Regions from separate parts of the Mus musculus genome. Here region 2 is linked to region 1. The links are chromatin loops, found by intact Hi-C in ENCODE. Cell type or tissue: left cerebral cortex. All regions are shown on one strand. Each heading gives the region's core, and the rest is flanking DNA. Links, peaks and the distances in the headings are about the cores only. Region 1 overlaps Usp29 (ubiquitin specific peptidase 29). Region 2 overlaps Usp29 (ubiquitin specific peptidase 29).

Region 1 (12,222 bases), core at 2,131-10,130:
GTGGGTGTATACAGGTAGGACATACTGCAGAGGTAGAAGCAGGAGGTATGTGAGTTTGAGGCCAGCTTGGGCTACAACTATAAAGGCTGGAGAGATGACTCCATGGGTAAAGAGCTGGATATGCAAGTGTGAGGACCAGGGTAAGGATCCCCAAACCCCACATGAAAACTGGATGGACATGGTGGCCTACCTGTAATTCCAGACAGGAGAGCCTCGGGGCAAGCTGGTTTTCATGTCCTGTACCCCTGAAGAAAACTGAATTTCCTACCCTCAGCAACTGTCATTGCCAATAGCTCCTCAGTTAGGAGTGGGACTTCAAGATGCTAAGTTTTAGGTTTCGAGTATCTTACCACAACTTTTAAAAACTGAAATACTCCACCTATGAAAGTGTTTCAATATGGAGAGTTTGTCAGCCCCCTCAGATGGGTGGAAGCAGCTTTTGCTGTGCCCCAGGGAAGGAATGAGAATGCCAACTGGGACGGTCTGAACATCTGTCAATGTGCTCAGGGGCCGTTGAGACTTTTCACCCTCAAATGGATGATCTGTGGGACACACGTTGCCTGACGATGATTTTGTGGGATACAGTCACCCCAGATTTACCTTAGTTTTTGAATGATGTCGCAAATAAATGATTTTGCTTTTTGATAATTAAAAAATTTTTATTGTATTAATACATTAATGTGTGTTATGGCATACATGTGGTATACAGAGGACAACACATAGCAACCTTTTTTATTTCTTATGAAATCTGGGCCCTAGGGATCAAACTCAGACTGTCAGTCTTGAAGGCAAGCCCCCTAAATCCACTGAGCCAGGCTAGCAACACGAGCTTTTATAAAAAGGTCCTTAAGTTATCTGGTTATGAAAAAAATAAGCCTGACAAGCACCTAATAATTTTTTAATTGTTAAATGATTGATTTGTTTTATTTTATGGGTATGAGTGCTTCACCTGCTTGTATGTATGCATACTACACAGATCCCTAATGGCTTTGGAGGCCAGGAGTTATAGATAGTTCTTTGCCACCAAATGGGTTTTGAGAACTGAACCTGGGTACTTGGAAAGATCAGACAGTAGACAGTGCCCTGAACTGCTAATACATCTCTCCAGTCCCCAATCTGTGAAATTCTGTGTTGATGAGAAAAACATAAGCAGTCTTTAGGCCTAGGCTTGGATCATTGGATTCGTCACTTTGTTTTTGTAAATATTTCCCCAAGTATCTTAAAGAATTATTTACAAATACTCATTTGAGTCAAACATACTCACAGGACATTCTAATTCGGTAAGTATAATGTCTCTATGAAACTATTCTCTCTCTCTCTCTCTCTCTCTTTCTCTCTCTCTCTCTCTCTCTCTCTCTCTCAGTGTGTGTGTGTTTTGTGTGTGTGTGTGTGTGTGTGTGTGTGTTTCAAGAATAAATAATCTCTTTTGTCTGGCCCAGTAAACTTTTATTTAAATAATGCATCCTCTGGGTATATGCAGATGTCCATGTTCTACAGGTCTTTCTGTTGTTGGAGGGCTCTCAAGATATTTACCCAATTTTAGAACTGGTGGGGTTGAGAACTATTTGCCGAAAAAACAAAACAAAACAAAATACCCAGTGATATGCAAACTTTGGTGTTTGGAAAAATTAGGCTGGGGACATTGAGTAACTCAGCAGTTAAAAATGCTGACAATACTGAAGTTGGGTCCCTAGGACCCACATGGTTTAAGAAGAGAACTGGCTCCCACAAGTTGTCTTCAGATTTTGACTTGCACGAGGTGGCAAGGCACCCAAAGAGAGGTATGCACAAAAGTAAATAAATAGAATGTAATAAAGATTAGTGTGGCTCTCAGAGAAGCCTATTCCTTATCATCGCTCATCACCCTGGTATTGTGTTTTTTGTAAATATTATTAAAAGTCACACTTGTGGAAAAAAACAAACCTAGAGAAGAGCTAGTCTTTGTCCAGAGTTCCAAATGTACTACTGCTAATCTCAGCAGGTCCCAACCAGAGCTCACAGTCCCTATCAAAATCAGCAAGTCCATCCAAATGAGGAAGGGCTGGCTTCCTTCCGTAAGCCTCAGTGACTTTCTGGGGTTTGGCTTTTCTTTTTTCTTCTGGTTTCCATGTTTCTCACGAATTTAATTTCCTATTTGGATGGATCTTGGTTCTTATCGTTTAAAAGAAAATGTCTTCTGTAGTTGTTTTCATTTCCTATGCCTTTATCTTTTCAATTCTAATAATTCTTACTTTATCTGTTTTGTCCAATGGTGTTTTCATTTATTCCCTTACTTTGAAGAACTATATTTGAGGCTGAAAATATTCTTGAACTTTGGTTCTTTTTGGTATATGAATTATTTTTAAGCCCTACCCCCTCCTTGGCTCATTTAATGTTGAGGGCATTTGTGTGCCATAGTGGAAGTTGTAGAACAACTTTCTGGAGTCAGGTTTCTCTTTCCACCATGGAAAGTCCCAGGGATTAAACAATTAAATGGAGGTCCCCAGATTTGGTGGCAATCATCTTTATTAGCTGTGCTTGGTGTATTTAAGTGCGATGTAATTAGCTAATTTCGTTTTAATAAAAGAGGAGAGGAGGATAGAGAGGCAGGACTGTGGCTCAGTTGGTAAGTGATTCTAACCTTGGGTTCAGTCCCAACATGTCAGAAAACCCGATGTGGTGATGCGTACCTATTATCCTTGCACTACATTCAGGGGATTGGAGATAGGAGGACCTATCTCCAAGGAAGATAGAGCTGGGCTGCTTTTCAGCAATCATGTATCTGTATGTAGGAAAGAATGCACTCTAAAATAATACTTAAGGGGTAGTGTGGTAGTGACTCAATCACAAAATCGCAGATGATTATATCAAGTGAAATCTAATCACATACGGCTGGCATCAAAAGTAGGTTTGCTCATGCAGATATCACTACAACCTTTTTTTAGCCATAGTTATTGCTGTTGCTCTTCTCCTGGCTTTTTACCTTGTATGTTGAACCTCAGGACACATTCCCACAGTTTTCATTTCATGCTGTAATGACAGCATGTGTGCAGACAGAATTTGCAAAATGGGTGGGAGGGAGGATTGTTGCTTCTGTTGGGAGAGGGCATGCTGGTGAAGGCCAAGCAACAACCTCAGGTGTCCGTCTGGAGGCTACACTCACCTTCTCTTTTTAGACAGAGTCTCTTTCACTGAACTGGCCAGGTAGGCTAGGCTGGCTAGCCAGCAAGCCCCAGGCATACTTCTGTTCCCATCTCCTCAGCTCTTGGATTACAAGCACAAATCTTCACACTCTCCTTTTTAAGTGGGTTCCGGGGATATGAATTCATGTCTGATGCTTGTGTGGCAAGCATTTTACCTTCTTTTCCCCTTTTATTCAGTCTAGAACCTAAGCCCAAATAGGATGGGTGTTCTCACATTCAGAATAGGTCTTCCAACCTCAACTAAACCTCTCTACAAATACCCACAGAGACATATCCAGAGGTGGGTCTTCTAGGAGATCCCAAATCTAGTCAAATTGATAATGAAGATTAGCCATTAGGAGACACACATTTCAACCATGGCACCTTACTAAGGAGAGGCCATTTGTCTTTCTCTGTAGTTCCCTTCATCCCGACTACAGCACCACTTTTGCTCTCCCTTTGAATGGTCTAAGCAAGCTCCAACCTCAGAACAAGAGCACTTTGGCATAGCACTTTCCTCCAAATTGAAACATTCTATCTCAGAGGAAAGCTCATTAACACTCAGAAAGTTCTCAAGAGAGGCTCCTTAGGATTAAGGAAGCAAGCAACTCTCAAGTCTCAGGAAGTCCCTAAACTTACAAGATGCTGAAGCTCCACCACCTTCAACTCCCCCAAGATTTTATAAACAGTAAGAGTTGTTGAAGAGAGGAGATTCACCAACCTGTCCAGCTGCCCATACATCCTGCAGCTCTGTGAGATGCAAACCATGCTGAGCTTTCTCATGCTGCCACCCTTTAACACAGCTCCTTGTGTTGTGGTGATTCTCACCCATCGAATTATTTCCATTGCTGCTTCATAACTCTAATTTTGTGATTGTTATGAATCAAAATGTAAGCATCTGTGTTTCTTAGGGGTCTTAGGGAACCCCATGGGAGAGTTGTTTAACTCCCAAAAGGGTTGTGACCCACAGGTTGAGAATTGTTGGTCTAGAGGACTCCTGAAGAGCTGCTTGCCTTCAGTCTATAATGAGATCTCAAGAGTTGTTGATAAAGGAATGCCACAACAATTCTTTCTGCGGAGAGTGAGGGTAAGAAGGCAAAAAGCAAAGATCCCTTCCTTCATGTCCTTGTCATTGGATGGCCATCAGAAGGAGCCATCCAGATTTAGGGTGAATTCCCATTTCAAGTAAGCCACCAAGGAAGTCTTCAACCAAGGAAGTCATTCACAGAGTACTCAACAGCTTGTGTTTTAGTGGATCTCAGATGCAGTCAAGTTCGAAAGCAAAATTAGCTATCACAGGTGGTATCCTGATTTGGCCTGCCGACGGTTTCTTGTCTGGGGTGAGCAGACATTTGCTCGTGTTTACCCAGGAATAGTGTCAAACAACATGCACTTGCTGGATTGCCCTTTGGAAGGCTCTTTTTCTGCGCCATGCCCATTCCCATCATTCAAACCGCTGCTGTCACCCTAGAAAGTTCTCTGACTATCTGAAATAACCTTCTCTCATTTCACTCTTATCTTACCCGTCTTTATTTTTTGCATGTATTTATCTGTGGGGTGTGTTCAGGCCATCACATATGTATGAAGGTCAGAAGACAACTCATGAATGGATTCTCTCCTTTCACCACATGGAGCCTGGGGATAGAACTCTGGTAGTTAGGCTTGGCAACACATAAATTTACCCACTAAACTCTGGTTAGTTGGCTTACGTGTGCTAAGATTCATCATGCCTACACCACTGTCTGTGTTCATTTACAACCCACCTCTCTTGTTACAAGGTATATCTAAAGGGACAAAGGCTTCTATTGCTATTTTTAGACAACCCCTCTCTCTAACATAATGTCTGGTGTGTAGCAGGCATTCAGTGAACCCTCTCATTATTTGTATAATAAATAATGAATGAGAGGAGATTCCTTCTTGAATGAACTTTGCATCTGTCTCATACTCTCAGAACTCGACTTCTGCCTGTTGGTTTCTATAATTCAGGTTCCTTTACATCAGTGGTTCTCAACCAGAGGGTCGAATGATCCTTTCATAGGGGTTGCCTAAGACTCCCAGAAAACACAGATATTTACATTACAATTCAAAGCAGTAGCAAAATTGCAGCTATGAAGTAGCAACAGAAATAATTTTATGGTTGGGGTCACCACAACACAAGGAACTGTATTAAAGGGCCACAGCATTAGGAAGGTTGAGAACCACCACCTTACATGGCGTCTTGGAAATGGAAGGTGCTCAGTCAACTTTCCTTTTTTGTGTTCATGTATCAATGGGAAGTAGATAATGCTTGTGACAGTGACGTTTAGGGGAGATTCATGGTTTCTGGTAGCTAAACAGGGACTCAAAACAGAGCTGAGGATTCAGTGGGTAGAAGGCTTGACTCTGTGTCTGATGATCTAAGTTCAATCCCCAGACTCCATATGGTGAAAGGCAAGAACTGACCTCCACAGGTTGTCTTTTGACACCCCCCCCCCACATGTCACAGAACACACTCACAAGCACATAATAATGTTGTAAATAATGCAATAAAATAATTTCCTAAAAGCCAATATTTATTTTATTTTGCAACGACCCTATCCAACAGTCCTTTTTTTTTTCTTTCTTTCTTTCTTTCCCAAATACTATTCCGGTGTATTCGTGTTCACAAGAGAGACTGCTGAGCCCATCCCCCAGCCAGGACACTTGGCCCTGAGTTGCTCAAGAGCCCTCATCCTCAGTCATTGCAGGGACTTGTTGCCATGGAAACTGCAGCCAGTGTTTCCATGGAGAAAGAGCTGCAGAGTCTGGAATTTTCCAGGTTCTAAAGGTGAATGTATATTCTCTTGAAAACAACTCTGAATGCTTTCCCCCAGGCTGGCCTTCATGGTAGCCACTGGCCACTCATGGCTTACTGGCCACTTGAATATTGGCTGCTTTGAACAGAAGTGTGTCTCCATCAGAGCACATACACTAGAGGTTGAGGTGTTATTACAAAACTTGGTTTTGAAATGGTTGCCATAATTTTCTTATTGATCAAGTCTGTGTATGGTTTCTGTTTTTAATTTTCTGTGTTTTTTGTATCAAAAATTTTAAATAGATAAAATTAATTTATTTTGTGTATGCAGAAGGATTTTTGTCTCCATAATGCACATGTGGAGGTCAGAGGACAAGTTACAGGGGCTGCCTATTGCTTTAGTTGCAAGGATTGCGCTGATGGCATGATTTTGTGATTGAAGTGTTCTTCCTGTTGGATTGCACTAGTCTAAAATGTGTGTAAGTGAATGCATTTTGGTGGTATAATTTTGGGGGGTTTGTTAGATATTTGTTCCTCTCTCTCTCTCTCTCTTTGAGAAAAGGTCTGGCCTAAAATTTACTCCACAGTCTGTGATCATTTTGAGCTTTTGAGCTTCCTGCCCCCACTTTCTGAATGCTGTTATTACATGATTACAGGTGTGCCCCCACCACACCACACCTGGTGATACTGGATATTTAACTCGGAGCTTTGTGAACACTGGGCAAGTACTCTATCAACTGAGCTATACCTCCAGCTCTCTTTTAACTTCTTTTTAAAGGGTTAACCAAGATGAGTGTCTGTAATCCCAGTCCCTTCGAGGTGGAGGCAGGAGGATCAGGAGTTCAGGGTCATCCTTGGCTATAGAGCTTTTCTAAGCCAGCTTAGAGTAATCGGACCCTGAACAGACCCCTACCCCCAAAAAACTAACAACAGCAATAGTAATAGACTTAATTAAATATGGTAGTCAATGAGTTTACAAATAAAAATTTCAGTAGTGGATTAGGTGAAGTCCAGAGAGTGATCTACAAAATATTTTCTATTTTCATCTGAGTGAACTTATTAAATATATAGCAAGCCAAAATTAAAGAATAAGTATTGAGTTGATGAGAGACAGAGAGCAAAACAAAGCACCATCAAGCCAGGCCATTGGAAGAGCCAACAGAGATTGACTGGGAAGCTCCATTGAGGCAGTGAGCTGGAATTCTTGGAAGGGAACGGGGATAGAGATGACATCATCGAAGCAGGTATCAAAGCATCTATGAGAAACCGATTGGGGAAGCAGAGGCTGTCATTTCCTGATGAGCTTTCTCTCTCTCCATGGCCGAGCTTCCCATGTCTGAATCTCTGGTTTATTTTTTCCATTGTAGCCACTTCTACATCATAGGATTAAACAATAGTCACCTTCCTAGGAGTCTGCGAGGGCACAGTGTTTTTACTTTTTGCCTGTTTTGTTCTCTTTCCTCCCTTTCACAAAGGTGGGGGCCAGCACAGCCTCAGACAAGGGGCCTTGGAAGAGATTTTGAGCCAAACATGCTTGAGTCTGAAACAGGAGAGGCCAACCCCAATCCCAGAGCCAGCTTCACTGTGAGCTCAAACAACACATGGTATTTATCACTATAACATATATTACAGAAACAAGTGACATTCTTCAATGCAGACATCCAATCCCCTTTCTGTGTTCCGTTTTCAAAAGAGCCACCTTCTCCTGGCTTTAAAATGCTGCGTCACACTGCAGCATGCAGCAGACACTCTGCTTGCACATGCGTTCTGTGCGATGGCTTCTGAGTTTCCACTCTCGTTCACAGTCTTACAATGTTTTCCTGCAGATATATAAGCCTTCCTGAGTTACATGTTAACCTTGGACTGGAAACAGAATGACCAATTAAAAGAGTGTGTGAAAGCCTGGATGCTCATTGCTAAAATGCTTCCCAAAAAGATTATGCCTATCCCCTACCCAGCTAAACTCCGTTCAAAGGGGTCTGACTTCCCTTCACCTCTGCCAACTCTGTCAATTGTGTTTTCCTCTGGTAGAGCATGACAGTTTGTTACTGGGGGTGTTTTGTTTTGTTTAAAAGTCTGGACAAGTAGATTCTGCCACTGTTCTGGCTAGCTTTGATTGTCAACTTGACACAAACTAAAAGCCTGGGAAGAGAGTCTCAATAAGGGACTGTGGGTATTGAGTTGGCTTGTGTTTGTGGAGGGTTGCTTAATTAAGTTAATTAACATTGAAAGACCCAGCCACTGTGAGTGACACATTCCCTAGGCAGGGAATTGTATTCAAGAGAAAAAATTGAGCTGAGCAAGCTCAGTCCACACACAAGAAACCATGCATGTGCCCACTCTTCTCTGTCCTGGACTGTGGATGAACAACTGCTTCAAGCTCTGGCCATCTTGGCTTGCTTGTCATGATGGATCATGCTTCGAACTGTGAGATGCAATAAACCCTTTCTTTCTTAAGTTGCTTTTGTCAGAGTATTTAATCACAGAAACAGGAAAAGAAACCAAGACAGCCCATGGAACACTTTCCTTTCCTCTGTATTCTCACCTCCCTCCCCTCTCCACACTACTACTATTCTACTTTCTGTGGTCTCCAGTTTAACACCTCCAGGTACTGCACGTAAGTGAAAGCATGCAGGATGTATCTTTTTGTGTGCTTGACTGTCTGCTTTCCCTTTGCAGTAGTATCTCCAGGGCTCACCTGCTCAGCATTGTGTCAGAACTCCCTTTTGTTCCAGTGTATGAATAGACAGCATTTCATTTGTCTTCATCCTCCTGGTTTCCCTTTCTGTGGCTATGCTAGAATACCCTTACTAAAGCAATTTAGAGAAAGGGTTTGTTAAGCTTACAATTCCAGGTTACACTTCCTCACTGTGGGGCAGTCAAGGCAGGAACTGAAAACAGCTAGTCACACACGTCACACCCACAGTCAGGGGCAGGAAGCCTCGAAGCAACACATAATACTAGTACTTAGCTCATTGTCTCCTTTCCGTTCATCCCAGGACCTGGCTTACTAAATGGCGCTGCCCACATTCAAAAAATCCCTCACCAGGCCAAGCTGATCTAGGGAGTCCCTCACTGAGACTCTTACTCGGCTATTCTACATTGTGTCAAGTTGATACATAAAGTAACCATTTCACCATTCACCCATAGATACTTGGTTTGCTTCCTTAGGCGTCAATTGTTGGATTGTATGTAGATTGTAGGGTCTGGAGAGATGGCTCAAGGCCTTAACCCTCTATGATGTAAGCTTGACAACCTGAACTCAGGTTCCAGAACCAAGTGCATGTGGAATGAGAGGACCAACTCCATGAAAGCTTTCCTCTGTCCTTTACACGTGGCATACACATGCATGGGCTAACACCACACACACACACACACACACACACACACACACACACACACACACCTTATGAATAGAAATGTACATAAAAAGATAAGTAGGTTAGAAAATCTGCTCCTATTTCTCAAAAGTCATACATTTTCTCTTTTATGAATTCTCTTTCAGATTCCTGGAGGACTAAATAGTTTTAATTTAATATTTTAATATCATATTTTAATTCCTTTTTTGAGAATTTCTTGCATGCATACTATATATTTTGATTATATTCACCTCTCTCTCCCCTCTAACTCCTCCTGGATCTACTCCTCCCTCCCCAAAATGTCTTTGTTGTTGTTGTCTTTCAAGACAGGGTTTCTCTGTGACTGTCCTGGAACTCACTTTGTAGACTTTGTAGACCAAGCCGGTATCAAATTCTTGCCCTTCTTTTTAGCTCACTGATTCCAGTTTGTGTTGCCCATGTACTTAGAGGCATGAGGCTATCTACTAGCCAAAGAACTCACCATGATGTTTAGCTTTTGGACCCACTTAGGCTCTTTGGGAAAGTGATTAGAATTCTTTAGATTAGCCAATACGACAATTTCACCCAGGAGGCTATTCGTTCAAACTTTTCAGGGTCCAACCTTTTCAGTTTTATGTAATCACAGTGAATACCCCTTTATGTTTGTTAATTTGTGGATTGCTTTGAATACAGCATTTCCCTCCTCATGGATCACACACATACTCTCAAAAGAGTGCTTGGACAAAAAAAGAAAAAAAGAAAAAGAAAGAAAGAAACACTCACTGTTTCTGCTCTCAGAAACGTTAGTCTTCATTAAGACCCCTGATTCCATTTAGGGAAGGGGTTAGGCCAGGTCTGAATTGTGACTGGGCTGATCAGGAATGCGCAAGTTTCTAATTGGAAACTTGTGCTCTTCAAAAAGGAGTCTTTGAACTTTGTTTCCTGGCCCCCGTCGACAGATTGTACTTAGTTCATGGACTCACCGTGGTTCATTTAGCTTGGCTCTCGGCAACAAACCAAGCAATACATACATCTCCTCCCCTGCAGGAAGCGGTTGGGTTTCTTGGACGTATCTCAATTGGCCTCTGTTGGGAAGACAAGCATTTCCAAACCCTAAAAGCAGTCAGGACTACCAGCTATATCCTTCCAAGTCTGTCTTTCTTAGCTTTTCCATTCGTTTTCTCTTTTGGGGCTGGGGGTGAGTGGGTAGAGGTGAAATGCAGGCTGCCTCATTTTCTGATGTTCTCATCCCAAACTGGATGCTTGCACACACATTTCAGATTCCTATCCACAATCACTGTTAGACTCAGGGCAATGCTTCACAAACTCAGATTACATCCTAAGCTGAAACCATAGCTAGGGAGATGAGAATTACAGCTTTATTTCTTTGTGTTGTCTGTCTGTCTTATAAATCTACGCATATATATTCGAAACAATTGTTTGCATTTCCTACAGGCAGTATGTGCAAGACTCAAAATATAGTATGGCTAAATCCCAAAGAAAGGCCCCAGAGGCAGCTCCTCTCTACCCAGAAAACAGCCCACCTCTGATTCTCCATACTTGTATAGCAAAAAGTACTGTTGGCATGAGTTAAGCAAAGAAGTCAGCTGTAATTACCTCTGGGACCTGTTGCTCCTTAGGGTAGGAATCATTTATATTCATGAGCATATACATATGTAAATGAGTATTGGGGTGAAGTGGTGTGCGTGTGTGTGTGTGTGTGTGTGTGTGTGTGTGTGTGTGTGTGTGTGTGTGTCTATGTGTGTGTGTATGTAGGGACGGGGAAACATACCAGTAACCTTTGGTTCTTTCTTAAATTCTCAGCCTGCTTGCAGGAAGTAACAACTAAGGCAGAGATTCAGAACTGGCCACAACTCTAAGAACGAGGGACTGTTGGGTATTTAGTCCTAAATGAGGCATCTATTCCCCTTTCCCCCTCCACTTCAAAGCCTAGGCGATATTGTAGAGGAGAAGCTGCAAAGATTCTAAGAGCCAGAGAATAAGGGGGTGTGCCATGAAGAGCTGTTTTGTGGACATAACATGGCTGTCACAGTGATGACCACATAGTGGTTGTGACCACCTCACAAACTAAAAACTCGCTGTCAAGAAAGATGGGATCAAGAGCAGAAGGAGGATAAGAGTGGATAATGTGGGTGAACGGGACCACAGCACATTACCTAAGTGTGAAACTGTCAGAAATAAAGAGAAAAAGTGTAAGTCTGTTAGAAATGCAGATTCTTGGCTGAACACAGTAGTGCACACCTTTAATTCCAGCACTTGGATGGCAGAGGCAGGTGGATCTCTCTGAGTTCAAGGCCAGCCTGGTCAACATAGGAAGTTCCAGGCCAGCCAGCCACATTACATAGCTAAACAGAGAGACAGAGACAGAGATAGAGACAGAGAGACAAAAAGGGAGATATGGATAGATAGACAGACAGACAGACAGACAGACAGACAGACTATGGCGATTCTTAGACTCCATAAGGACTTTTCATCAGAAACTCTTAGAGCAGTGGCTCTCAACCTGTGGGTCATGACCCCACAGGGGTCCCATAGCAGATACCTGCATACCAAGTATTTATATTACAATTCATAACAGTAGCAAAATTACAGTTATTAAGTAACAGTGAAAATAATTTTATGGGTGGGGGTCACCACAACAGGAGAAACTGTATTAAAGTGTCACCTCATGAGGAAGGTTGAGAACCACTGGATTAGAGCCTGTCTAGTACACACTGTATGTCTGTAGTGCTGCGTTCCCTAATTCCTTCTCCAGCACCAGGAACATCAAACCCTCCCCTCATAACTGCCTCTGGGTATGGGTGTTGCTTTCCTCTGACAAGAAACTGACAACAGGATGCAGGGACCTATTCCAAATGAGACTGAGTTTGAAACAGGGAGCCTTAGATAAACTTGGAGTTGAGGGGTAAAGTGGGCTTGAGCCAACCAT
Region 2 (12,222 bases), core at 2,339-10,338, 57 kb before region 1:
CAACCGAACTCTGGTTCCCTGTAAGAGCAACAGACAGTCATAACAGCTGAGCCATTTTTCCAGGCCCCACAGGTAGACACTTCAGACCTACAGTAAGAGGAGACCACTGTTCATTTAAGAACCCAGCAAATGGCTTTTAATCTTAAATGGGTCTTCCTGAGTGAATGCCCTGGAGGATAGTAAAAATAATAACTATCACTTATTAAAATTTTACAATGTGTAAGCCGCCCCCATCCCAGACTCTTTATACACGGTGTAGTTAATTGCTGTAAGAACTCTATGGCATAACTGCTCTTTCTGTCCATCTTTTATTGTAGAGAGGTGAGCCTTGAAAGGTTACTGTCTTTTATTCTTTTTTTTTTTAATCCCCCTCCAGGTTACAAGTTAGTGTGGATGGCAGGTCTCGGAATGAATTCCAAATCTGCCAGATGCCTGAAGTCTTCAATAACCACTGGGTACATTTCTAGGCTATTAAATTTGAAAGCCATAATGAAATGTATCATTCTGGAAAGGTAGATTCTAAGAACTTGGCAATGTCAAAGGAATGCCTTCATCAAAATGTGCTCCAAGCCCTTGTCAGCTTATAGACAACTTCCTCCACCCTCCCAAGGAATAATTCACATACATTATACATCTTAAGAGCATCAAAAGGAGAGGGGAGGGAGGGAGGGAGGGAGGGAGGGGGAGAGAGAGAGAGAGAGAGAGAGAGAGAGAGAGAGATCTTAATAACCTAGCACAGGCACGTGAAACCCCGAATATACCTTATTTTGAAGTAATAAAGCTAATGACTGATAAACGGCAGGCACAGTTCTAAGCACTTTATAGCTGTTCACTTACCAAACCCGCATGACACCAGTCTACAGTAGTTATGACCAGTAAATCCCATTTTACAGAGGAGAACAGATACAGAGAGCCTTGGGTACGGGCTCTAAAATCACATGGCTCAATGGTTAAGTAATTGGTCACCATTAGAACCCAGATTGTAAGGCTGTAGAGATGACTTTGTGATTAAGAGCACTGGCTGCTCTTCCAGAAAACCTGGGTTCAATTCCCAGCACCCACATGTCAGCTCAAAGCCACCTGGTAGCTTCAGGTTCCAAAAATCTAACAACATCTCGTACCCTTTGCAGTCAATTGGTACTCGGCCTGTATACACACACACACACACACACACACAATTTTAAAATAATTCCTAAGAAATAAGGCACTGCATGTGCCATGAAGTCTGAAATTTTGCCATTTTGTTTTTTACAGAAAGAGCTGGCTGACCCCATTCTTAGGATTAAAATTTAAAACTCGAATTTAAATGTCAGGGGACTATTTTAATAAGTATCTCCCCACCCCACCCCTCAAAAGGGAGGAAAAGGCATGCCTGGAAATGGTGACTTTAGTAGGAGCAGAAACTTCCTTCCAACTTTCAAGGAACAGATAACTCATCCGTCCCACAAAGCGTGCCAAGGCCTAGAAACCAGTGGAGTTCTTCCCAGTTCGTTTTAATTAACTGGTTCACAGCGGTTTATGATCCCCGAGTGATTTTAATTGGAAGGAACTCAGCATAATGAAAATAACAACAGCTGACAGTTGCGCAATGTCCCCTCCACTGCCAGGTGCTGAGCTCAGTCAGACATTTCTAGCTAATCCCCCTGACAGCCAGGGAAGGTAGCCTGCCATTGTTACCCACTTCTGTGGATGAACCCCGGGTGGGCCTCAAAAGGTTAAGAAAAAGAAGAGAAGTTGGGACTCTAACCCATGTTTCTACCTCCACAGACTATGTACGCTCTTTATGCTCTAGCATTTGATTATATCAAGTAAACCTGCATGCACAAAGCAAACACCTCATTTCCAGAGTTGAACAGCTGTTATTAGAAAAACATTAAGTACCAAAATTATGAAAATAATCTTGGGGGATGGAGGATTAAATTTCCATCAACTGCAAGTGAGCAAATAATTTTGTATTACAAATTGACCTGGACTGGTTTTTTTGTTTGTTTGTTTGTTTGTTTTAAAGTGAGCTTATTAACAAAATGTAATACCACCATTTCTTTTTTCTTCCCAAACACAGGATCCTAGCTAGGGGTATAGATCTGTTGGTAAAATGTTTGTCTAACATGTTCAAAGCCCTGGGTTCGATCCTCATCACTACGTACAACCAAACATAGCAGTGTAGGCCTGTGATTCCAGCACAGCACAAAATGGAGACGGCTACGTAAGGGTCACACTTGCCTAGCTAGATGGGGGAAGGAGGGCACCCTGGCCTAGGGACCCTGTCTAAATGGGTAGATGAGATAGATCTGTGGGTAATAGAATTTGCTGCTAAGTCTAGCGACCTGAGTTTGATCCCCTGGTCCCCATACAATGGAAGAAGAAAGAAATCCCTGAAAGTTGTCCTCCTGCCTCTATTTACATGTTGTGGTAGGCATGTACCCACACACATGCACACACAAAAATTAACAGAAAGGTTATACTTTTAAGATAGTGAGCTCATAAGTAAAACTATCCCACAGCTAGATTAATATAACCACTCAAAAACTTGCTCCGTTCCAAACTTTCTATATCTCACTAGACTTCTATACAGTTAAAATTGCCATTTTGAAGCCATGGAGCCTTGGTGAGGATTTTACCTTTTCTTTTTGTTTGTTTGTTTTTGAGACAGGGTCTCCTATATAGCCCTGACTGGCATAGAAGTCTCTGTGTAGACCAAGCTGGTCTCAAACTAATAGAGAACTTTCTGCCTTTGTTAGCAAGTGCAGGGACTAGGAGCATTTTCCATCACATCCAGCCTGTTTTTTGTTTTGGTTTGGTTTTAAATTTTATTTTATTTGTGAGTTCATGAAGAGGTTGATAGGTGGATGAATGCACAGATGGAAGCAAGAATCCCCGCAGGAAACGGAGAGGAAATGTTTTCAGCCACATGGCTGAATCTATGCAGTCACTTTCTCTTCGTTTAATCCAGAAACCGCTGTTCCCCGAGAACTAAGACACGAGAGTTGCTTTACTAGCAAGGGAGAGGGCCTAGATCTAAAGCCAAGCCAGGCAGAGAACTAAGAGAGCATCCTTAACAGTCTTCCCGACAGTAAAATAAAAAATAACAAACGTGTTCAATCCAGGGTAAAGAGAAATTGGCCAAAGAAGCCACACTTGAGGATGGGGTTGGGAGTAGACTGGGGGTGGGGGGTGGGGACAGCCCTCCGTTCTCTAGTCACACTCAGTATTCCCCACAACTCACCTGAATCCCCTGCAGTGCAGTTCTGAGCTTCTCAAACCATTTAAGAGGGATACCAAACTCCTGATAAAACTGCAACCTTGATTAGTTAAAAGAAGGGATGGTAAATAGCGAAGATTACACTTCTATGAGATGCTGGGAATGGAAAGCCTAAAGACAAACGGATGGAGGCTTCCCTGCGGCTGGGAGTCACAACCCACACAAACGGGCTGGTAGAAAGGGGATTTTTTTTTTCCTGTGAGGGGTGGGTGGAGGTGTTCTGAGAGCAAATGCTGGCGATGACCCACAGCTGATCCGGAAAGAGGTCGAGAGCAAGGAACTACCACTTTATAAATTTCCTTGAAGCATTAACACTGAGTTGTATGCTTGGTGCAGTTTTGACTTCCGTGAATCAAATCTCAATAAAGCTTTAAAGGTCAGTTACCTTGGCAAAGAATCCTCAGACCCCTCGCTAAGCCTCTTAGGGTCTTCTCCTCCTCTGGTCGATGCTAATTAGGAACGCCAAGTTCTGAGAGAGAACACAGCAGTTGTAGCGCAAAGGTACTTGGCGTGGCGTGGGTGGGGGTACCCCAGGAGAAGGCCCTGCCTGGGCTTTCTCTGTTCTTTACTCTTTGGATCTAGGATCTTTTAACCTTTAGGGAACTTGGGCTGTGCTGTCATCAACTGAATCCTTGCCTCCCAATGGGCTGCTGAGGGCAGCCACATGAGGTATCTCCCTGCTTGGAAGCCTATGAGCTGAAGTTTCTCAGTTACTCTGCTCTGCGCATGTCTCTTGACCCAGCTTTCCCGTCTACTTCCAAGTCAGGCTGCCGGTCTTTGCACATGCCCTTAGCTATAGGCTCCTCACCAATTCCTCTGACGGCCTCTATGTATTATACCCAAGGATCTGAGGGAATAGGTGTTCAGTGACATGGGTTTTTTCTCTGTTTTCTTTCTTTCATTTTACTTTATTTATTTATTTATTTTGTGGGGTTTTTTTGTTTTGTTTTGTTTTTGTTTTTTGTTTTTGTTTTGTTTTGTTTTGTTTTGACAGGGTTTCTCTGTGTATTTCTAGCTGTGCTGAAATTCACTTTATAGACCAGGCTGACCTCAAACTCAAAGATCTGCCTTCTGAGTGCTGGGATTAAAGGTGTGCACCATCATCACCTGACTACATAGTGAATCTTAAATGAAATGTGTTAGTAACTTAATTTTTAATCTCATGCTATTATTTGTTCAGCGTGTTAGTATTTCATGTGTTTTGTACAGAGTAATAATGTTAGCATTTCATCTGTAGTTCCTAAGATTAAAATAATGCTGGGATTAATGGTGAGTACCACCGACCATCCATTTCTTCTTTTAAAAGACAAAATCTAATGAAGTCTAGGCAAGCCTCAAACTAGCTATGATAGCCAAGATGATTTTGAACCTCTGATCATCTTACCTGCTCATCCTGAGTCTTGGGGGTCCAACTCGGGATTTTATTCATTCTAGGAAAGCACTCTGTCAACTGAACCGTATCTGTAACCCAGTCAATAACTATTCTCCCAGTGACTAAGGCCTGAGTCCACGTCAGCAGTTGTCAACCTGTGGGTCTTGACCACTATGGCAAGCCTCTATCTCCAAAGGCTTATGACATTATGACTTATAACAGTAGCAAAATTACAGTTAATTTTATGGTGTGTGGGGGGTCACTACAACATGAGGAGCTATATCAAAGCGTGGCAGCATCAGGAAGGTTGAGACTCGGTGGTCTACTGTTCTACTGGATGGTGAACGGTCTTATAGAGGAGTTGATAAAACCAATGTTGCCTCTGCTGCAAAGCAGCAAAAAAGTAGTGTGAGAGCTAGGGCATCCAGATTTAAGAAATTACAAAAGAAACACAGACTAGCCCAGCTAAATTTGAATTTTGCATAAACAGTCACACACACACACACACACACACACACACACACACACACAAGAATGATGTCCAATTTGGATCTGCTGGCTGTCCTGTACTTTGTCTAGCACTCTAATACAGCAATGCAACTGTTAAGTCTGAGAGAGAAGACGGCCTTAATACTTTTAGAAAAAGAACTGGAGGAGAAAAGAAAGCTGTATTGCAAGGGAATGGATAAACATGCGCCTCCAAACAACCACACAGTTACAAGGGAGCTCAGAAACTGGGCCTGACCAAAAGCAAGCAAGCAAACAAACAAACAAACAAACAAACAAAACAAAACGCCCAGCAATTTATAAGCTTGGGCTGCTTGGAACTACATCCTGTTTTAATTTTTTTCTTTTAATTTTGTGTGTGTGTGTGTGTGTGTGTGTGTGTGTGTGTAAGAGAGACAGAGACAGAGAGAGAAAATGTGCACATGAATGACTTCTGGTCTCATACCTTCATTAAACATTGAATGTTAAGTTTATTTGAGACCCGAGAAGATGACGAGGACGGTATGCTGGTCAGATTCCTCTCCCACCTCCTACCTCCTCCCAGCCTGTCGAAGAGCTGGAAAATTTCAATCCCTTCCTTTCCCACTCCAGCTGCAGTTTCCATGGTAATAGAGTGAACCTGACTCTGTGGCTAACAACAGCTAACAGCTCTTGAAAGGGTCTAAGCCAGAACAATTGGAGACAACCTAAATTGGTGGGGGAAGGGAGGGCTCCCTGAATCCCTGACTAACTCACTGTTAGCTTATGCAAGAATTCTGTTGCTCTCTCCAGATCTGGAGAAAGTTGGCTACTATTTGTAGACCCTATACAGTCACAGATTCTCATTCCAGAAGCTTCTACCAACCACAGTGGCATTAACTTCACTCCAGTTTACCATTTATCAATCCATTTAGTCTACCATTCTACCAATGAGGATTAGGGAATGGGGTTTTGTATGCTAGGCCATGCTGGGTCCACAGGATTAAAACAGATGTGGCATCTAGTCTCTTATTTCTTATGGTACAAGGGAGCTATTACATATGAAATATATACTAGGGTCTGGGGCATGTAGAAACGAGTTAAAATGAAGCCAAACATTGTATTGCATGGAAATGAGACTGCTGGGATTGGGGTGAGACCAGTACCAAATGAATAATAAAACCACTCACATACAATGTTTGAGCAATGTTTGCAATGTCAGACATGGTTTTAGGCAAGGAGACTATACCAGTGAACAAAATATATTTCCCATCTGTCTCATAGAATTTACTGTCACCAGGGAAAAAAAGAGGAAAATACATAAATGACCTGGGATCTAAAGCAAGATTTTTAACTTCAATTTGGCCTCAATAAAAAGAAGAATTTATTAACTGAAGTAAATAAAAACTCCAGACATATAGTCAGTATAATTAATAGTCATAAATATAATCTGTCCGGGCCTAGCAAGATGGATCTGTAGGTAAAAGGCCCTGGCCATTCAAGTCTGATGACCAGAACTCAATACCAGAATGCTTAAAAAAAAAAAAAAAAAAAAATCTGTACATCTGTAATCCCAGTATTCCTTTTGTCAAGATGAGGAACAGAAATAAGAGACTCTCCTGGAAGCTTGCTGGACAGCTAACATTAAGTATGCAGCATGCAACATAGTACAAAACAAAAACAAAAGAGGATCTTCCTCAAAAATGAGGTGGAAAGGATAGACCAGAACAAAAGTTGTTCTTCAGTCTCTACAAAGGCACCGGGCACATGCCCACACTCACACATACACCCCTCTCTGTCTCTGTCTCAGTCTCTTGTCTCCCCCCCACCCCCTTCTCACACACACACACAGACACACACAATTTCTGTTATTGCAGTATTCTGCCTAGGACTGCTTCCTTTCCTTCTGGGTCATGTGACAAGAGCCATCTTGAAGAAAATGGCTCAAATTTGACCTGGTCACTCCATTTTTTTTTTAAAGATTTTAAAAATAATTTTATGAATATGACTATTTGCCTGCATATGTGTATAACACATGTATGGCTTCAGAAGCCAGAAGGTGTTGACTCCCTTGGAACTAGAGTTGCAGATAGTTGTGAGCTGCCATGTGGGTGCTGGAAACTGATCCCAGTTCCTCTCTGAGAACAAGTGCTCTTAACTACTGAGCCATCTCTAGACCCTGGTTACTCCATTCTTAAGCCATGCCCACTCTGACTATCTCAGAGACCCTATCTCAAAAACAAACAGACAAACAAGAAAATCATGGCTTGTGGATCCTGCAAGAACAGACTATGAACACATTTTGACTCATGGGTCATAGTTTGCCAATTCCTTGCCTCTTTAGAAACATTGATAAAATGATCAGCATAATGCTTTGTTGCATGGTGTTCTTGCTTTTCTGAGCTCACCAATCCATTCACAAGTGGTATATTCTCTCCCTGCTAGAGGGATGAATATCCATCCAGGTAGATAACTATTGTGGTCACAACAAAGTCAAAGTCTTGTCTCTTGCACTGTTAGTCTTTGCTCTATGGACATTCCTTCTTGCTCCATGTCAGCTAGATCATCTGTCTGGTCTTCTTAAGAATTTGTCATTTGGACAAGACTTAGAGGAGGGAATTGTGAAATAGTAAACTGATCAGGGTCACATCTTTGATCTTAGACAAGTTTTTCTGGTTTGGTAAGGTTTTATTTTTTTACTTATTTGTGTCTGTTACCAGAAATTGACCTAGGACCTCCTCCATGCTGGTCAAGCTACCAAGCGACCTCCTCCAGTAGTCCTTGGTTCTTCTACCAAGTTACCTCCTCCTGTGGTCCCTGGAAGGTTTTAAGAGCCTTAGTTTTGAGGGTCATCAAAACTGTTTTTGTATTGGATCCCTTTCAGGAGAAGGAATCAGAATCTTCCACGTGGTTTCTCTTTTTTTGCTTTTTTGAGACAGGGTTTCTCCATGTAGCCCTGGCTGTCCTGGAACTTCTAACTCAAGAGTTCTGCCTGGCTCTGCCTCCAGAGTGCTGGGATTAAAGGCATGTGCCAATACCTACAGGCTTCCCATGTGGCTTCTGAACCAATCTTGAAACCCACTCTCTTCTGACTTCCTAAGTATTATTTCCGCTAGCTCTTGGGGTCTCCACATGGATAAGTCTGATATCTTAATTTCTGGTAAAAAACACAATTAGAGCCGGGCGTGGTGGCACATGCCTTTAATCCCAGCACTTGGGAGGCAGAGGCAGGTGGATTTCTGAGTTCGAGGCCAGCCTGGTCTACAAAGTGAGTTCCAGGACAGTCAGGACTACACAAAGAAACCCTGTCTCGAAAAACAAAAAAAAAAAAAACCAAAAACAAAAAAAAAAACAACACAATTGATCTCATCACTCCTCCCCTTGAATAAACTATCAAGCTGATGCAGGCAAGATTGCCCAGTGGGTAGCGGCACCTGGGACCCTCTTACCTCAGCTTCCCCAGAAGCTGGGACCCCAGGGCTGTGTCACAGACTTACTTTACCTTGTGTCAACTAAAAATTGACACCAGAAGTCTTCTTTAACTTTGAGACAGGGTCTTGAGAGACTCTGAATCGGGATTTACACATTCCATTGGACCAGCTGGCCCATGAGCCTCGGGGATCCTCCTGACTCTGCCTCTAGTTCTGAGATCCGGTACAGCTTTGTCACCATAGCTGAGTTTTTTATGTGGATGTTGAGGGCTTGAACTCAGGACCTCATGTAAAGCAAGACGGTAAAGCCAGTCTTTTACCATTCCAGCCATCTCCTCAAACCTTCCCCTGACTTTTGAACCGTTTGGAACTTTCATGGAGTCCCACAAGGGACAAACAAAAACAAAAACAAATAAACAACAACAACAAAAATCTACTTTCCGAACTTAATGTCTTTCCTGCTGGACAGGGAATACTTTACCTCCTTCCAGAATTGAAGTGGCCATCAGACTCTGACTCGGAGAGGACTTAGTATCCACACATTGTTAACCATAGTTTGTCTTAGGGACCCAGGGCAGGAACATGGGTGTTGTCCCTGCCACACCTGCTATGTCCCATCCATCACCAGGCTCCCTGGTGCTGTCTCCTAAAATAATTTGTTCCTCATCCTTCACCCCACTGTTTCCAACATAGTGAAGGCCACCACACCCTCGCCTTGGACTCCTGCCACACGTCCTCTCCTCTGGCATTTGTACCTTTAACCCATTCTCTGTGACCTTTCTGAAAAATCCATGTTGGATCCTGCAAAGGTCTCTGAGGTGCTTTAGCTGGAAGCCCAGTTTGTCACAACACCCCAGGAGAGAGTAGGAGGTTTTTAAGCACAGGAAGACATTTGACTTAAAAATTCTTCTACCTGAGTACTTCTGGGAGCTACATTGTTATCAGCTCATGAAACGCTTTAAACAAACAAACAAACAAACAAACAAACAAAAAACTCACCACTGTGTATTTGTATGTGTGTATGTATATGTATGTGTGTATTTGTACTTTGATACAAGGTCATAATCGTGAATGTTTAAAAAAATAACAAGTTTATTCCTTTAAATAGTTAGTTCCATTTTTATTTACTGTGTGTGGTGGGGGAAGGGCATGCATTCTGTGGGCCTGTGCATGGAGGCCAGAGGACAGTGTGCTGGTGTTGGCTTTCTTCTTCTACCCTGTGGCTTCTGGGGATTAAACTCAGGTCACCAGGCTTGACCCACTGAGCCATCTCACCATCCCAGTGAAAATATTTATATTGTTTGGGGTATAGTTTGAAATCTAGTGCAGTGGGTATGACTTGGGACCATTTTCTGTGTTAGCCACTGTAAAATGGAGAGCCTTTGTGTGACGGGAGATTATCAGTTTCCCGAAATGGGCAAACAATTTGGTAAGAATAAGGAACTAGGGTTTGATCCAGAAAATCAGTAGCAGGCAGGGGTGGTCTCTTGCTGATTGGGAACTTTGCGTCTCTGGAATTCTTATGAAACTATGTGGACAGCTCTTCTAAGCAGAACTATCTCCCCTCCCCTCCACACACCCAGCTCTGCATACTAGGGAGCAAGGGAGACATGTCTCAGTCCCAACCTGGCATTTAGCTCAGAAATGAAGGGGCCATACTGAGGTGAGGATGTTGGCTGGAAGGCTCCTGTGGACTCTCAGTTCCATGTGGACTGTTTGAGACTGCTCCTTGGGCACATACAGACACACACACACACACACACACACACACAAATCTCCCTCCCATATTCATGTCCTTTTTTAAAAATTTATACATTGAGTTCAATTATGTCTACCCATGTTCTTATGATTTTGGAATAGACTGTGAGATATGGGTCAGCTACCAAAACCATACCCTCAAAGAGAATTGACTGTCCTTTCCCAGCAGTCACCTATTGCCAGTAGGTTCTCAGTGAGGGGTGGGGTCTTGGGAATAGCCTCTCCCTTCTGTGTTGGAATTCTGAGTGGTTTGATATTGGTCAGGTCTTCGGCAGGTATCCACAGCTGCTGTGAGTTCATGACTGTAACAGCCATGCCATGTCCAGAAGACAGCACTTCACATTCCCACCCCTTCTCAGTGTTGTTCCCTTGACTCTGAGAAGAACGGGAGGAGGTTGATAGAGTAGTCTGATTTAGGGCTCTACCCCCATATCTCCATATTTGCCTAAGAAGGCTGACCACCAACTTCTCATGTTAAGTCTGTGTCTATCCTCATGACCACGCCCTTGTGGCCAACATGTCTCTCCAGGCATCTGATGTCATTTTATTTATGTTCTCCCTGTCTATCACAGCATAGCCTGGCCATTACATGTGTACACACACACACACACACACACACACACACACACACACACACATATCCTTTTGCCCAAAGCCTTGTATGGCTGTGCACCTCCATCAGAACAAAATCCAAGTGGCCTACTCAACCTCTGAGGTTCTCCTCACTTCCTTCCTGGATCTCTGTGTGCTGATGATGGTCATGGGTCTGTGTCAGCTTCTGACATCACTTCTGAAGAGCTGACTGCATTGTCTCCACACATTTTCTCTTAGCTTGGCTCCAGTCAGGTCTACCTGCTGCCATTCCATCGAAAACCCTCTCTTCAAGGTCAACAGCCACCTCCATGTTGTCACACACACACTGTCTTTCTCTTCATTGATCACCGAACTTTCCAGAACTAGTCAGTCACCTTACTTATCCCTGACTTTTATTTTATTTCTTCTACTTTTTTCTTTGCTTTTCATTTGTTTGTTTGGGCTGGTTGGTTGGTTGGTTGGTTGGTTTCGTTTGGCTTGGCTTTACTCTGGTCTTTGGGTGAATCTGTCAAGTCACTTCCAGGTCACACCAGATTCTCCTGGGCCAGAAGCATCTTTAACTCCAAACTGAAGGGCTCTAGTGTTCCTTAGAAAATTACGCATAATTGTAGGCTGTGAGGGATTGATGGCTCCAGATTTACCTGTGCCAATTTATCCTCACAGATCTGTGTGTACGTATGTGTATGTATGTCCATACATATATTATGTACATATGTACACATGCACACAATAAATACATGAATATAATCTTAAAATTAAAAAATAAGTAAACAAAAGTTAAAATTGGTCATGTGCATACCCTTGACTCATTCTCATGCAAATTTCCCAACAAGGCACACATGGTGAAACAATGATCATTCCCACATTCAAGTAATGCACAGCTGTCCTTGGCTCAGTCCACTGCAGTATACTGGGGCCACAGTTACCTGAAAAACAGTATGTCAAGAGTAAGAAAGTTCCCGTGAGCTAAGGAAAAGCTATATTGGTTCATAGCCAGGGAAGGAAGTAGCTATCAGAATCAGATACAACCCCGTTCAACTGATCAATGACGGTTCGCCTCGGTGGACACGCTTCTGCAAGCCAAACAATTGCTTTGCTTTGGATAGCCGGGCCCATCAAAGATGGACTCAGTCTGATAAACACGCCTCTGCATGCCAACCAATCCAGCGGGGTCTCACTCCAGAGACCACACTTCTGCAGATGACGTTAATGTCAGTCCTTTTCTGTCTTTGAAAGCTGGACAGCACCTGTCCTCTGCTGCCCCCAGACCCTTCATAGAACAGTACCATGCTTCAGAGAGACTCCGGATTAGCCTAGCTCTCTCTTGTGGGAAGAAGTAA

What was found. Peaks named below come from ENCODE experiments on the same cell type or tissue, not always from the same donor. Only the 100,000 strongest peaks of a DNase experiment are listed, where the experiment ranks them.
Region 2: a loop joins it to region 1, with 2.3 times the contacts of the local background. A loop is called at or near these places in 2 of 42 quality-filtered maps.

What each region holds. Positions count from the first base shown.
Region 1 is chr7:6,804,870-6,817,091 of GRCm38, forward strand. All of the region lies in intron 2 of Usp29 (ubiquitin specific peptidase 29), which reads left to right. Among named protein-coding and RNA genes, the nearest start is that of Mir3099, 7.4 kb to the left of the region's middle. In left cerebral cortex, for the core only: no CTCF peak of the experiment used is centred there; a DNase peak (open chromatin) is centred at 5,904; H3K27ac peaks cover 283 bases.
Region 2 is chr7:6,747,833-6,760,054 of GRCm38, forward strand. All of the region lies in intron 2 of Usp29 (ubiquitin specific peptidase 29), which reads left to right. Among named protein-coding and RNA genes, the nearest start is that of Usp29, 23 kb to the left of the region's middle. In left cerebral cortex, for the core only: no CTCF peak of the experiment used is centred there; no DNase peak of the experiment used is centred there.